2 separate regions of the Homo sapiens genome follow, and region 1 is linked to region 2. Evidence: read pairs that join two places in POLR2A ChIA-PET (ENCODE). Cell type or tissue: PC-3. All regions are shown on one strand. Links, peaks and the distances in the headings refer to the core of each region. The heading gives the core; the rest is flanking DNA.

What was found. ChIA-PET counts read pairs that join two places held together with the same protein. Peaks named below come from ENCODE experiments on the same cell type or tissue, not always from the same donor. Only the 100,000 strongest peaks of a DNase experiment are listed, where the experiment ranks them.
Region 1: POLR2A ChIA-PET joins it to region 2 with 11 read pairs; 2 of 35 experiments call an interaction of 5 or more read pairs at or near these places.

The regions. Positions count from the first base shown.
Region 1 is chr11:46,014,956-46,019,955 of GRCh38, forward strand. All of the region lies in intron 6 of PHF21A (PHD finger protein 21A), which reads right to left. Among named protein-coding and RNA genes, the nearest start is that of LARGE2, 95 kb to the left of the region's middle. In PC-3, for the core only: no CTCF peak of the experiment used is centred there; no DNase peak of the experiment used is centred there.
Region 2 is chr11:46,295,049-46,302,812 of GRCh38, forward strand. It overlaps CREB3L1 (cAMP responsive element binding protein 3 like 1), which reads left to right. Exons shown (of 12, transcript NM_052854.4): 2 at 4,887-5,115. Among named protein-coding and RNA genes, the nearest start is that of CREB3L1, 21 kb to the left of the region's middle. RefSeq lists a silencer at 619-698. In PC-3, for the core only: no CTCF peak of the experiment used is centred there; DNase peaks (open chromatin) are centred at 4,193 and 4,593; H3K4me3 peaks cover 872 bases; H3K27ac peaks cover 1,825 bases.

The sequences.
Region 1 (5,000 bases), core at 1-5,000, 280 kb before region 2:
GGCGACAGAGCGAGACTCCGTCTCAAAAAAAAAAAAAAATAAAAATAAAAAAATAAAAAAAAATAAAAAAATAAAAAATAGTTATTCTGACTGGTGTAAAGTGGTATCACTGTGCTTTTGATTTGCATTTCTTTGATGATTAGCAATGTTGAGCATTTTTTCATGTTTGTTGACTGCTTGTATGTCTCCCTTCAAAAGTGTCTGTTCATGTTGTTTGCCCACTTTTTAATGGGGTTATTTATTTTGTTGTTGTTGTTGATTTAAGTTCCTTACAGATTCTGGATATTAATCTTTTGTTGGCTACATAGACTGCAAATATTTTCTCCCATTCTGTAGGTTGTCTGTTTGCTCTGATAGTTTCTTTTGCTATGCAGAAGCTCTTTAGTTTAATTAGGTCCCAAATGTCAATTTTTGTTTTTGTTACAATTACTTTTGAGGACTTAGCCATAAATTCTTTGCCTAGGCCAATTTCCAGAAAAGTATTTCCAAGGTTTTCTTCTAGGATTCTTATAGTTTGAGATTTTAAAAATTTATTTCTTCAATAATAAATTAACCTTAGCTTAGTGTAATTTTTTTGCTTTATAAAGTTTAATTTTTAAACTTTTTGACTCTTTGTAATAACAGCTTAAAACACATTGTACAGTTGTATAAAAATACTTTTTTTATCCTTATGTTTTAAGTTTTCTATTTTTAAATATTTAAATTTTTTGTAACTTTTTAAGCATTTTAATTAAAAACAAAGACACAAACACACACATTAGCCTAGGCCTACACAGGGTCACAATCATCAATATTACTGTCTTTTACCTCTATACCTTATCCCACTGGAAGGTCTTCACAGACAACAACATCCATGGAGCTGTCATCTTCTATGGTAACAATGCCTTCGTCTGAAATACCTCCTGAAGGACCTGCCCGAGGCTATTGCTGTTTTACAGTCATCTATCTATCTATCTATCTATCTATCTATCTATCTATCTATGCAGAAGGAGTATATTTTAAAGTAGTGATAAAAAGTAAACACATAAACTGATAACACAGTCATTTATTATTATCAAATATGTACTGTACATAATTGTATGTGCTATAGTTTTATATGACTGGCAGCACAGTAGGTTTGTTTACACCAGCATCACCACAAACATGAGTAATGTATTACGCTACCAAGTAGTTATGATGGCTACTAAGCAACAGAAAATTTTTAGCTCCACTATAATCTTATGGGACCACCATCATATATGTGGTCTGTTGTTGACCTAAATGTCTTTGTGTGACTGTAGATCCTTTTGCTAGTAGAACAATCTTTCTCAAAAAGGGATATCACCATGTCATTTCATGACTCAAAATTTCCCAGAGTCTTCTCCCTAAACTCTTAGGTAAGGCATTTAAGGCCCTTAACAACTATACTTCGCCTCCCATTATATCCATTCCTTCAACCACTCTGAATTATCTGCTATTTCCAGAACTCAAAATGCTTTTTCCTGCCTCTGTACCTTTGCCTTTGCTTAAATTATTCCCTCTCTCATGCAACACCTTTCCTACCTGTCCAAACCTTACCCATTCTAGAAGACCTAGATCAAACACCATTTCTTACATAAACCCTTCCCTAATCCCCTACTCAGGATTAATATCTCCCTTCTCTATATTCAAAGAGCACCCGTGTACAACTTTAAAATGGCACATGACATAATCTATTTTACACTGCAATTTGTAGCTTATGTTTTTCTCCTCTACTATACTGCCAGCACCTTAAGAACATGGGGAGACTAGGTCTTGCTGATTTTATAGCCCACTACCTGGAGCTTGGCAGCCCTCAGAAATGTTTGGTAAACTGAACTGAATCATTACATGATTCTATCATCTAGAATGCAGACCTATAGCACTTAAAAATTAAACAGACACGACCTCAACCAATGATCAAAATTTGTATCAGCAATTCTGGGGCAAATCAACATGATGTGCCCTGATGTGATGAAGTCACAAGGTAGTGTTCTTACTAAAAATGTTTAACCTGGATTTTTTTTTTTTTAATTGAGATGGAGTCTCACTCTGTCACCCAGGCTGGAGTGCAGTGGCGTGATTTTGGCTCACTGAAACCTCTGCCTCCCAGGTTCCAGCGATTCTCCTGCCTCAGCCTCCTGAGTTGCTGGGATTACAGGCATGTGCCACCACACCCAGCTAATTTTTGTATTTTTAGCAGAGACGGGGTTTCTCCACATTGGTCAGTCTGGTCTCAAACTCCCGACCTCAGGTGATCCGCTCGCCTCAGCCTCCCAGAGTGCTGGGATTACAGGCGTGAGCCACCACGCCCGGCCTACATCTATTAATTTTTAACAGGCATATTTGCTATCTTCTCATAGTTCTAGCAAAGGAAAAAATCAGATTTGTTTTTTTAGCACTCAGAACGACTAAAGAAGTAGGAGATACTAAAGTATATTGAAAGCTAACAAGACTGTAAACTACTCTTTGCAAATACTAGTTGGATGTGTTCTTTTCTTGCTTTGGGTGTGTGGACTGATAACACTCTGTCTCCCTGTGGTGGTAGGAAGCTATTTGTAAGCTGAAACTCCTGACAAGGAAGAGCTCCATATTTATAAGTTACAGTTCAGGATTTGCCCTTAAGGGGGAAAAAAAAAAAACACCTCCCTCATCTCCTCAAAAAAACCAAACTGGAAAAGAAGTCATTATCTTTACTCACTATAATATTTTCTTCCAAATTTCTACAAAATTAACAAAGATTACATAAATCAAATGCAAATGATTTTGTCCCTAAAAACTGTTCTTGATAAATATGTAGACTGATAGGAAAAACTAATCTTTCCCCTAGAAATAAACCAAGGTTCCACAGAAAAGGCTATCAAACAGCAAAGCACAGTGTAAATAGCCACCCAAATTGCTCTTATTACTTTGCCTTTTCAACTCTGTAATCTCAATTGGAACACAAAATGAAAATTTATTATTTTGGTTAAATTCATTACTCTAACTAGCTGTAGGGGTTAAAAAATGTGTCCTAGGCCGGGCGCGGTGGCTCACGCCTGTAATCCCAGCACTTTGGGAGGCCGAGGCGGGCGGATCACGAGGTCAGGAGATCGAGACCATCCCGGCTAAAACGGTGAAACCCCGTCTCTACTAAAAATACAAAAAATTAGCCGGGCGTAGTGGCGGGCGCCTGTAGTCCCAGCTACTTGGGAGGCTGAGGCAGGAGAATGGCGTGAACCCGGGAGGCGGAGCTTGCAGTGAGCTGAGATTGCGCCACTGCACTCCAGCCTGGGCGACAGAGCGAGACTCCGTCTCAAAAAAAAAAAAAAAAAAATGTGTCCTATGCTTCAAAAGCTTTCTTATAAAAGCATCAAAATGTACCTCCCCAGAATGCCCAATGATCTGTTAGCTGCGCATCATGAAGGTCTGGGCTCAAGCTCAGCACCATTTTCAGGAGAATGTACAGTATAGTATTAACACTTAGCCTCTGGTGTATTTGGCCAGTTGGGAAAAATCTATAGGGGAAAAAGAAAAGAATCTCCTTAAAACTGAAAGAAATTTGTCTAAAGACTTCATCTCTCATCAATTCAGAGAAAACAGCTATCCTGAAATAGCCGTCTGTGCATAATTTATGTGTCCATTTAAATGCCTTTTAAATCCCACTAACCTATTTGACTCAATTTCATATGGAAGAGATTCCATACAGGTACATATGTCACATGACTTGGCAAAAGATAATTTGGTAAACATGAACAAAATCCTGATATGGACAACACATTTTTTTTTTTAAATTCAAGAAAACAGAGATAGCAATTGATAGTTGTAGAAAAAATGATGATGCTGTACCAAGAATAACTGTAGGTAGGAGCAGATGGTGATAACTCACTTAATGGCACTGCTTACTGCATACCATGACACGCTCTCACAGATGCACATCACCAATTTCTAAAATAACATCTCAGAGTAATGCAATCCAATGCAAGACTTTTTATGACAAAATCAATGTATCATACCGTAAGCAGCAAGAACACACACATCATGTAAGAAGCTAAAACTGTGTTTAAAGACAAACTCATTTGGTCAAAATAAGGCAAGAAAAAGAAAGGGGGAAGAAAATAAGCCTTTCTCATTCTGGAAGCCTAATCTAATTTTTTTTTTTTTTTAATTTGGAGCCTTTGAAACTCACAGACTCCATTTGCAAACTTTTGTGGCTGTTAATTTCTCAGTTATTGGTTTTTCGCTTTATCTTCTCTAAAGAGGAAAAGAAGAAACTGCTTTTTAATTCTTTCTAGAAGATAGGGGAAAAGAATGTCGCTTTTAATGGTACTTTTTGATTAGCTTGGGATCTGAGTTCCAAATAAAGTCACATCAAAATTAAGTATCATGTCAAATGAATCATCTTAATTTTTTTCACTTGAGAACTAATCCAGAAGCTAACTTTCATTGGTAAGCATGTACACCACGCCAAAAAATAAGATGGGCTTTTATAAACTAAGTGGGAATGAACCAGGTCCACACAGCCCTAAGATGTGGCCAATCCAGGCAAAGCTGGCTAAAAGCAGGGATCAGAGGAATTTAGTTAAACATACTCTACCATACCCCTGAACAAGTTCTGGAGTAGATATTATGGAGTACTATGTTCTTTCTGATGCTATAAATTGCACTCTATTCACCTGTGACCAATTTTTCCAAGATCCAAATGCTTTACTTTTATATTAACTTAAGCAATCAGACGGCATTCCAATCTTAGCAATGAAATTTAGTCGTATTAGTCTCCGGTTAGATTTAACTGGTTCCTTTGTTTTTATATTTCTGCTTGACAGTTAAACAGTAGCTCTGCTCTAAAAATGATAACACAACATTGCAACACAGAAGCAAGTAAGAAATATTACATCTGTGAGTTACATCTCCTAGGTAGAAAAGGACCACACAACCATTAAGAAGCAGGAAAGCCCATATGCTTAACTTTCAGGGTTCCTAATAATCTTAATCATCATGTCATCTCATTTCAAATTGTGTTC
Region 2 (7,764 bases), core at 1,714-6,713:
CCAGCCTGGGCCGGGGGAGGGGCAGAAGTTAGGAGTGGGGGTGCAGGCGCCAAGGAGCCAGGGACCTGAGGGAAGAGGGCGCGCTGAGGCTGCTTCTGGTCAGGGAAACCATTCTCCTACACCGACCCCAGCAGGCAGCTGCGCCCCCAGAGCTTTACCCTGTCTCTGCACTGACCTTGGGGAAGGAATTTAGGGAGGGGTAAAACAAGGCTAGAGCTGGTACCATTACTGCCCCGGGAGAGTCCCCTCTGCCGCCACCAGAGACAGCCACCAAAGCGCCCCACGGTAGGACGATTCGAGATGGAGCTGCAAGGGGATTTAAGGCCCGGCTCGCCCTTTGAGTCGGGGTCGTCGGGGAGACCCTCGGTCTCCACTTCTCCCTGCGGGGGTGGGGGCGGGGCCGCGCTACTGATGAGGGGTTTAGGACACCGTGAGACGGCCAGGCCATTTCTGCCTCGGCCCCAGACGCAGAAGGGGTCCCATGCAGGCCCGAGCCAGTGCACCCTGCGCTCCCTCAGCCGCGGGCCGTCGGCGCAGGCCGGGACCCTCCTCCGCGCGAGCCCTGCACTCCTCCGGTGCCCTCCACGCCGCCACCGGCTGCTGCTCGCAGCCTCCCGCCATTGGCCAGGAGCTCTGCGGCTCCCACCAGTGAGCAGGCCGGATTCCGGTGAGGGGCGGCCCCGGGTGTTCCCGGGTTAACCCTTTGTGGGCCGCTCCAGGACGGCGGCACCCGGATCCTTCTCTAAAATTTAAAGGGCGGGCGGCTGAGGCCAGGCTCCAAGAGAGGGTGCAGCCGAGAAGAGGGGTACGCAGGTCTGCAAGCAGGAGAGCTCGGGAACCTCTCCTCCAAGGGAGGGAAGCCGGCGCCGGCTGCGCGTGACAGCCGAGAAGGAGCTTATATTGGCACGACTATAGGAAAAAGTCTTTAACGAGGAGGGAAACAAATCATAATATGTCCTTCTCCGGCTTCCCACCCCCGTTGCCTGGAAAGGCACCCCTGTAGGACGCTCACCCCCTGCAGAACCCTGTCGCCCTCAGAGCGTTGACACATGGCTCCCCTGAAGTTCGTGAACTCCTGGCCGCCGACCCCTTGCTCTTGCTCCCCAATTTCCATCGGACAATCTAAACCTGAACTTTTGTGTGTGAAGTGGAGGGAGGGCTGGGTGTGGTTGGGGGTAGAGGGGACAAGGGGGCGTGCTGGAGCGGAGGAGGTCTGAGGTCTCCAAAATGGGCTTTCCAGGGATGGGGCCAAGTGGATGCGGTGGAAGGAGTGAGAGGACCAGAAGGTCCCGCACACGCCAGGGCAGCCCTGGACTTCACCAGCTCACTTTGCAGCCCCGGACATCACCAGCTCGCTCACTGTGCGTCCTGGGTAGCTGTGTTTCCCTCTCTGGACTGGAGTTTTCTCTACTAAGAAATAGGAGGGGGGGAACGAGGGGCAGGGGACCGTCGGGGAGCTTTCTCCCGTCCCTTCTGCCTCTAACTTGGTGATAGAAACCAACCCTACCTTAGCCGCCATGAGAGGCCAGGCATCAGACGGAACTAGGGCCGCAGAGCGCTCTAGGGGAGTCCCTGATGGCAGTGCTCCCAGGAGGGCGAGGTGGGCCTAGGGATGATGGGACGCGCCCACCGTCCACCCAGCACCTGAAGAAGCCCGGCGCAAAGAGGACCTGGGCGTCGGAGTGTCCTCCACCCCCACCCCGCCTGCCCCTTGGCCGCCCTCCCCTTCCACTTGGCTCCCGTTGCTCTGGAAGCTCCATCCTGCTGGGTTTTGGCTGCTGTTTCTAGCAGGTGGGGTGGGGACTGCTCACACAATGGGGCCAGCTGAGCTCTCTAAGCAGTTTCCTGTGGGCACCCTAAAAGGGTCTCTGGGAAGAACCTGGGTCATCTGCCTGAGCCAAGGCCTTCAGGGAGTCCAGCCCAGATCCGAGGAAGCATCTTTCCTCTCCCAGGCCCCAGGAAGGGGCTTGGCAAACCCTTATCGCCTGAGAAGCAGCTGCTGGAGAAATACCTTAGCGGCTGACTCACCGGCTCCCTCTGCTCACAGCCCCCTCCCACTGGGCCCAACACCAGGCCTTTGAGAGACCCTAAGGGAGAGAACTGGCGGAAGCGCCCCCAGCCGGCAGGCCCGGGCTCTGCGGAGGGTGTAGCCAGCGCGGCCCTGGCTGTGGCTGGCTGGGTGGTTGGGGGGTGGTTATACCCTGTAAATGGCCTCTGTCTGGGATCACAGTGATTCTTAGAAACTCATTCAGCTCTGACCTCCTGGTACTGCCTCACTCCAGGTATTGATGGACAATTGGTATGCTGATGGCATTGCCATCTGGGTTCTAAGGCCCTGTCCCTCCACCAGTATCATGAGCCAGGTGCTGGAAGGCAGCAGGTGAACAGGGTGCAAACCCTGCTTCAGGGCAATTACCGGACCGGGGAGGGTCTGCTGCAGTTGTAAAAGACTGGACAGTGAGGGATGGTGGGCACCTCCCTGCTGCATTAGCGCCCTTGGCCTCAGTTTCTCTCTCTGTCAAATGCCAATATGCATTTGTCTTGTCTCATTGGATAATTGTGAAGATTAAATGAAATAATGCATAGGAGAGCACTTTGGGTTAAAAGCACAACAGAAATGTAGGATGATGATTGATTGCTGGCAAACTGGGAAGTGGGAGAGTACCCCTGCCAATGGGGCTTCTGAGCTCATTTTGTCCTGGATTATCTCATCAGGCTTTGTTTGGAGGGAAAGGCCAAACATTCCCCCCACAACTCCCACCATTGGTTCCAAGCTCAGCTCGGGGACAGAGTTTAGGGGCTGCAGTTTTCATGATGACGATAACTAACAATGATCGAGCATTCACTCTGTAGCAGGCACTGTTCTGTGTTTTATATGTACAGTATTTACTCATTTTACCCTCATACTCCTATGAGGTGAGTACTAATCTAACAAAATTTTAGATCCTCATGGCAACACTATGAGGTAGGAACTATTATTTTCCCCTTACGGATAAGGAAACTGAGGCACGGGGAAGTTAAGCAACTTAGCAAGTGGTGGAGCTAGGAGTCAAAAGCACGTCTATGTGACTCCAGAGCTCGTGTTCATCTCCTACTCCATGCAGACAGACTCATGTGGCCCTGAACCTTATGCTCATACAGAAGGCTTCTCTGCTCATTACCTTCCAGGTTGGGACAGGCTCCCAATATTCCAGGCCAGAAAGGGCCAACAACTCCAGACCTTGAAGGAATCCCCTGGCACAAGCCTTTAACCACTCAGCAGGCAGGGCTTCAGGACCTAAGGCAGCCCCCCATCCCCCATCTCTTCTGACCCACCAGCAAATTCATTCGTTCAATAAATAAGGAACAAACAATAGAAACATTTATTGGACAGGCACGGTGGCCTACACCTGTAATCCCAGCACTTTGGAAGGCCGAGGCGGGCAGATCACTTGAGGCCAGGAGTTTGAGACCAGCCTAGCCAACATGGTGAAACCCCATCTTTACTGAAAATACAAAAAATTAGCTGGGCGTGGTGGTGCGCACCTGTAGTCCCGGCTGCTTGGGAGGCTGAGGCATGCAAATCACTTGAACCCGGGAGATGGAGGTTGCAGTGAGCCAAAATCATGCCACTGCACTCCAGCCTGGGTGACAGAGTGAGACTCTCACAAGCAAGACAGAAAGAGAGAGAAAGAAACATTTCTTTACACATTTATAATTCTTTAGAGAGAGAAAAATAATGTACAAGAACCTACCATATGTCAGCCACTGGAGTGCTTTACTAACAATAAGAGGCAACGTTTATTGAGTAATTACTATGTGCCAGGGACTGTTATAAGGCCTGTACGTGGATTAACTTGTTTAATCCTCATGACAATCTTGGAAGGTAGGAACTATTAATATTACCAGCTGTACAGAGGACGAAATGAAACAGAGAGGTTAATTGACCTTCCCAAGATCATGGAGACCAAGATTTTTCAGACTTTTTTGTTTCTAAGAAATATATTTTACATCATTACCAAGTACACACATGTGCGTTCACACACACAACTGTGATTTTTTTTAATTGCCAGGTATTTAACTCCACTGTGTGCTGTGCACTCTGATATTTTCTACTTTTTTTTTTCTGTTTTATTTTTACTTAAAATTCTGGTCGTGACCCACTAAATTGATTTCACAACCCATTAATGAGTCACCACCCACAGTTTAAACAGCACTGAATCATAGCTAGAAGGATGGAGGCCACCATTCGAACCTAAATAGTAGGGCTCCGGAGCCTAACCTCTCCATATAAAGGATGGCTTGGGAAAGGAGAGAGACCCCGAAGTCTTGAGGACAGATGGACACTGTGCTGCTGAGGAGACTGGAGGCCTCAAGAATCCCACTGCCCTGCATCACTCCCTTCCCACATTCCAGCAAAAGATCATACAAAATTCACTAATATTGCCTTTGGAAAACAAACTTGTTGGCGTAGACACACGGTTGTTCTTTTACTTTGTCTTCACATCAGCCTATGAAGGAAGTAAGAAGGACTGAGAAACTGACTCACGCAGTTTAAGTGATTTGACAAAGGTCACAGAGCCCAGTGTCCTGTTGCCTGGTCCAGGGAGTTTTTGATCCCATCCTGAGCTCACCCTTGCAGATAACAATGGTGAGCGTGGAGCTGGTGGTAGAGAGAATGGGATGACAGTGGTAACGGTCATGATGGAAATGATGAGAGTTGGTGTTGCAATGTTGGTACTGGGGAGATTGGTGATGTTGCTGATATTAATGGGAATGGGCACAGTAATGGGAGGTTGCAGGGACAGTGGTGGCCATGGTGGGGTGCTGCACCACCACAGTAGCACCTGCACCCCCTTCCCAAGCAAAGCTGAATTCCCTCTTCCCCTCACCTCTTCCTTCCCTAGCACTTTCCTGAGCACCTGGACCACTTTACGGAGAACATGGAGGACTTCTCCAATGACCTGTTCAGCAGCTTCTTTGATGACCCTGTGCTGGATGAGAAGAGCCCTCTATTGGACATGGAACTGGACTCCCCTACGCCAGGCATCCAGGCGGAGCACAGCTACTCCCTGAGCGGCGACTCAGCGCCCCAGAGCCCCCTTGTGCCCATCAAGATGGAGGACACCACCCAAGGTAAGAGGTGGAAGAACCTGGGGACAGCACAGGCCCAGGAGGCCCAGGAGGGAGGAAGCTCTGGGGTGACAAGAGAGTGTGCCTGCAGCCTGAGACTCCCAGAGGCTCCAAGAGGAGCCACCACAAACCCCTTAGGAGGTGCTCCTCCCTGCCTTTCTGTTCTCCCTCAGCTCAAAGCCAGAGGAGCACTTCTCAAAAGGGTTTTTTGCTGACTTAAGTCAGTGGTTTACAAAGTGTGGTTCCCAGACCAGCAGCATCACCTGGGAATCTGTTAGACATGCAGATTCTCGGGTTCCACCCCCAACCTGCTGAATCACAACCCTGTGGGTAGGGCCCAGCCTTCCAGGTGATTCTGATGCACACTCAGATTTGCAAACCGCTGACTTAGAGGAGACAGTGGGGGTAATTCAATAATAACTGTGGGGCCGGGTGTGGTGGCTCACGCTTGTAATCCCTGCACATTGGGAGGCCGAGGCAGGTGGATCACCCGAGGTCAGGAGTTCGAGACCAGCCTGGCCAACATATGGTGAAACCCCGTCTCTACTAAAAAAAAAATACAGGGCCGGGCGCGGTGGCTCACGCCTGTAATCCCAGCACTCTGGGAGGCCGAGGCAGGCGGATCACTAGGTCAGGAGATCGAGACCATCCTGGCTAACACAGTGAAACCCCGTCTCTACTAAAAATATTAAAAATTACCCGGGGGTGGTGGCGGGCGCCTGTAGTCCCAGCTACTTGGGAAGCTGAGGCAGGAGAATGGCGTGAACCCGGGAGGCGGAGCTTGCAGTGAGCCAAGATTGCGCCACTGCACTCCAGCCTGGGCGACAGAGCGAGACTCCATCTCAAAAAAAAAAAAAAAAAAAAAACCAACTAGCTGGGCGCGGTGGTGGGTGCCTGTAATCCCAGCTACTCGGGAGGCTAAGGCAGGAGAATCGCTTGAACCCAGCAGGCGGAGGTTGCCGTGAGCCATTGCACTCCAGCCTGGGTGACAAGAGCGAAACTCCGTCTCAAAAAAAAAAAAAATACAAAAATTAGCCAGGCGTGGTGGTGCGCTCCTGTAGTCCCAGCTACTTAGGAGACTGAGGCACAAGAACTGCTTGAACCCGGGTGGAGAAGGTGTAGTGAGCTGAGACCGCACCACTGCATTCCAACCTGGGCAACAGAGTGGGACTCCATCTCAAAAATAATAATAACTGGCTGGGTGCAGTTGCTCATGCCTGTAATCCCAGCACTCTGGGAGGCTGATGCGGGTGGATCACCTGAGGTGAGGAGACGAAGACCAGCCTGGCGAACGTGATAAAACCCCGTCTCTACAAAAATACAACAATTAGCCCAGCATGATGCCCTCCATCACATGGTGCCTCCATTACATGCTGCCTGTCATCCCAGGTACTTGGAAGGCTGAGGCAGGAGAATCACTTGAACCTGGGAGGCGGAGGCTGCAGTGAGCCAAGATTGCGCCATTGCAATCCAGCCTGGGCAACAGAGTGAGACTCCGTCCCAAAAAAAAAAAATAGACGGGGTGCTGTGGCTCACGCCTATAATCCCAGCACTTTAGGAGGCTGAGGTGGGCGGATCATTTGAGGTCAGGAGTTCAAGACCAGCCTGGTCAACATGGTGAAACTACTAAAAATAGAAAAATTAGCCAGGCGTGGTGGTGGGCACCTGTAATCCCAACTACTCTGGAGGATGAGACAGGAGAGTCACTTGAACACAGGAGGCAGAGGTTGCAGTGAGTCGAGATCAAGCCACTGCACTCCAGCCTGGGTGACAGAGTGAGACTCTGTCTCAAAAATAATAATAATACTATCCTGGCTAACAGAGTGAAACCCCATCTCTACTAAAAATAAAAAATAAATTAGCCGGGCATGGTGGCGGGTGCCTGTAGTCCCAGCTACTCAGGAGGCTAAGGCAAGAGAATGGCGTGAACCTGGGAGGCGGAGCTTGCAGTGAGCTGAGATTGCGTCACTGCATTCCAGCCTGGGCAACAGAGCGAGGCTCCGTCTCAAATAATAATAATAATAATAATAATAATAATAATAATAATAATAATAATAAGCTGTAGACAAGTTACCAAGACTCTAGAACCTCACTGCCTCCTCATACTATGTTGTCCTCTGAGACGCTACTTGAGAGAGATTCCTTCTTTTATTCCTGAAGGTAGCATTCTCTAAAGCTCTCCTCTCCCCCTAACTCCATCCTTTAAAGCAAAGAGCACCCTGAGTTCTTCCACTCAGGTAATCAGCATTCAAGACCCACATTGTGCCCCACTTAGAAATGGTCCCTTCGGGCATTTCCTCAAATACAGGTGGTCCTGGCTCTGTCGCTTTTGGCTACGTGATCACAGACATGTTGCTTAACCTCTGTAATCCTTAGTATCTATATCTACAAATGCAAATAACAATAAACATTTCTATAGTACTCTCCAGTCTACAGATTGCCTTCATGTTAATTATCACATTTATTTCTCATGACTGACAGGTGAGGTTGGAATCACTTTTATCATAATCTCCATGTGACCGATAAGAAAACTGAGACTTGGCCGGGTGCAGTGGCTCACGCCTGTAATCCCAGCACTTTGGGAGGCCAAGGCAGGCAGATCACGAGGTCAGGAGTTCGAAACCTGCCCGACCAACATGGTGAAACCCCATC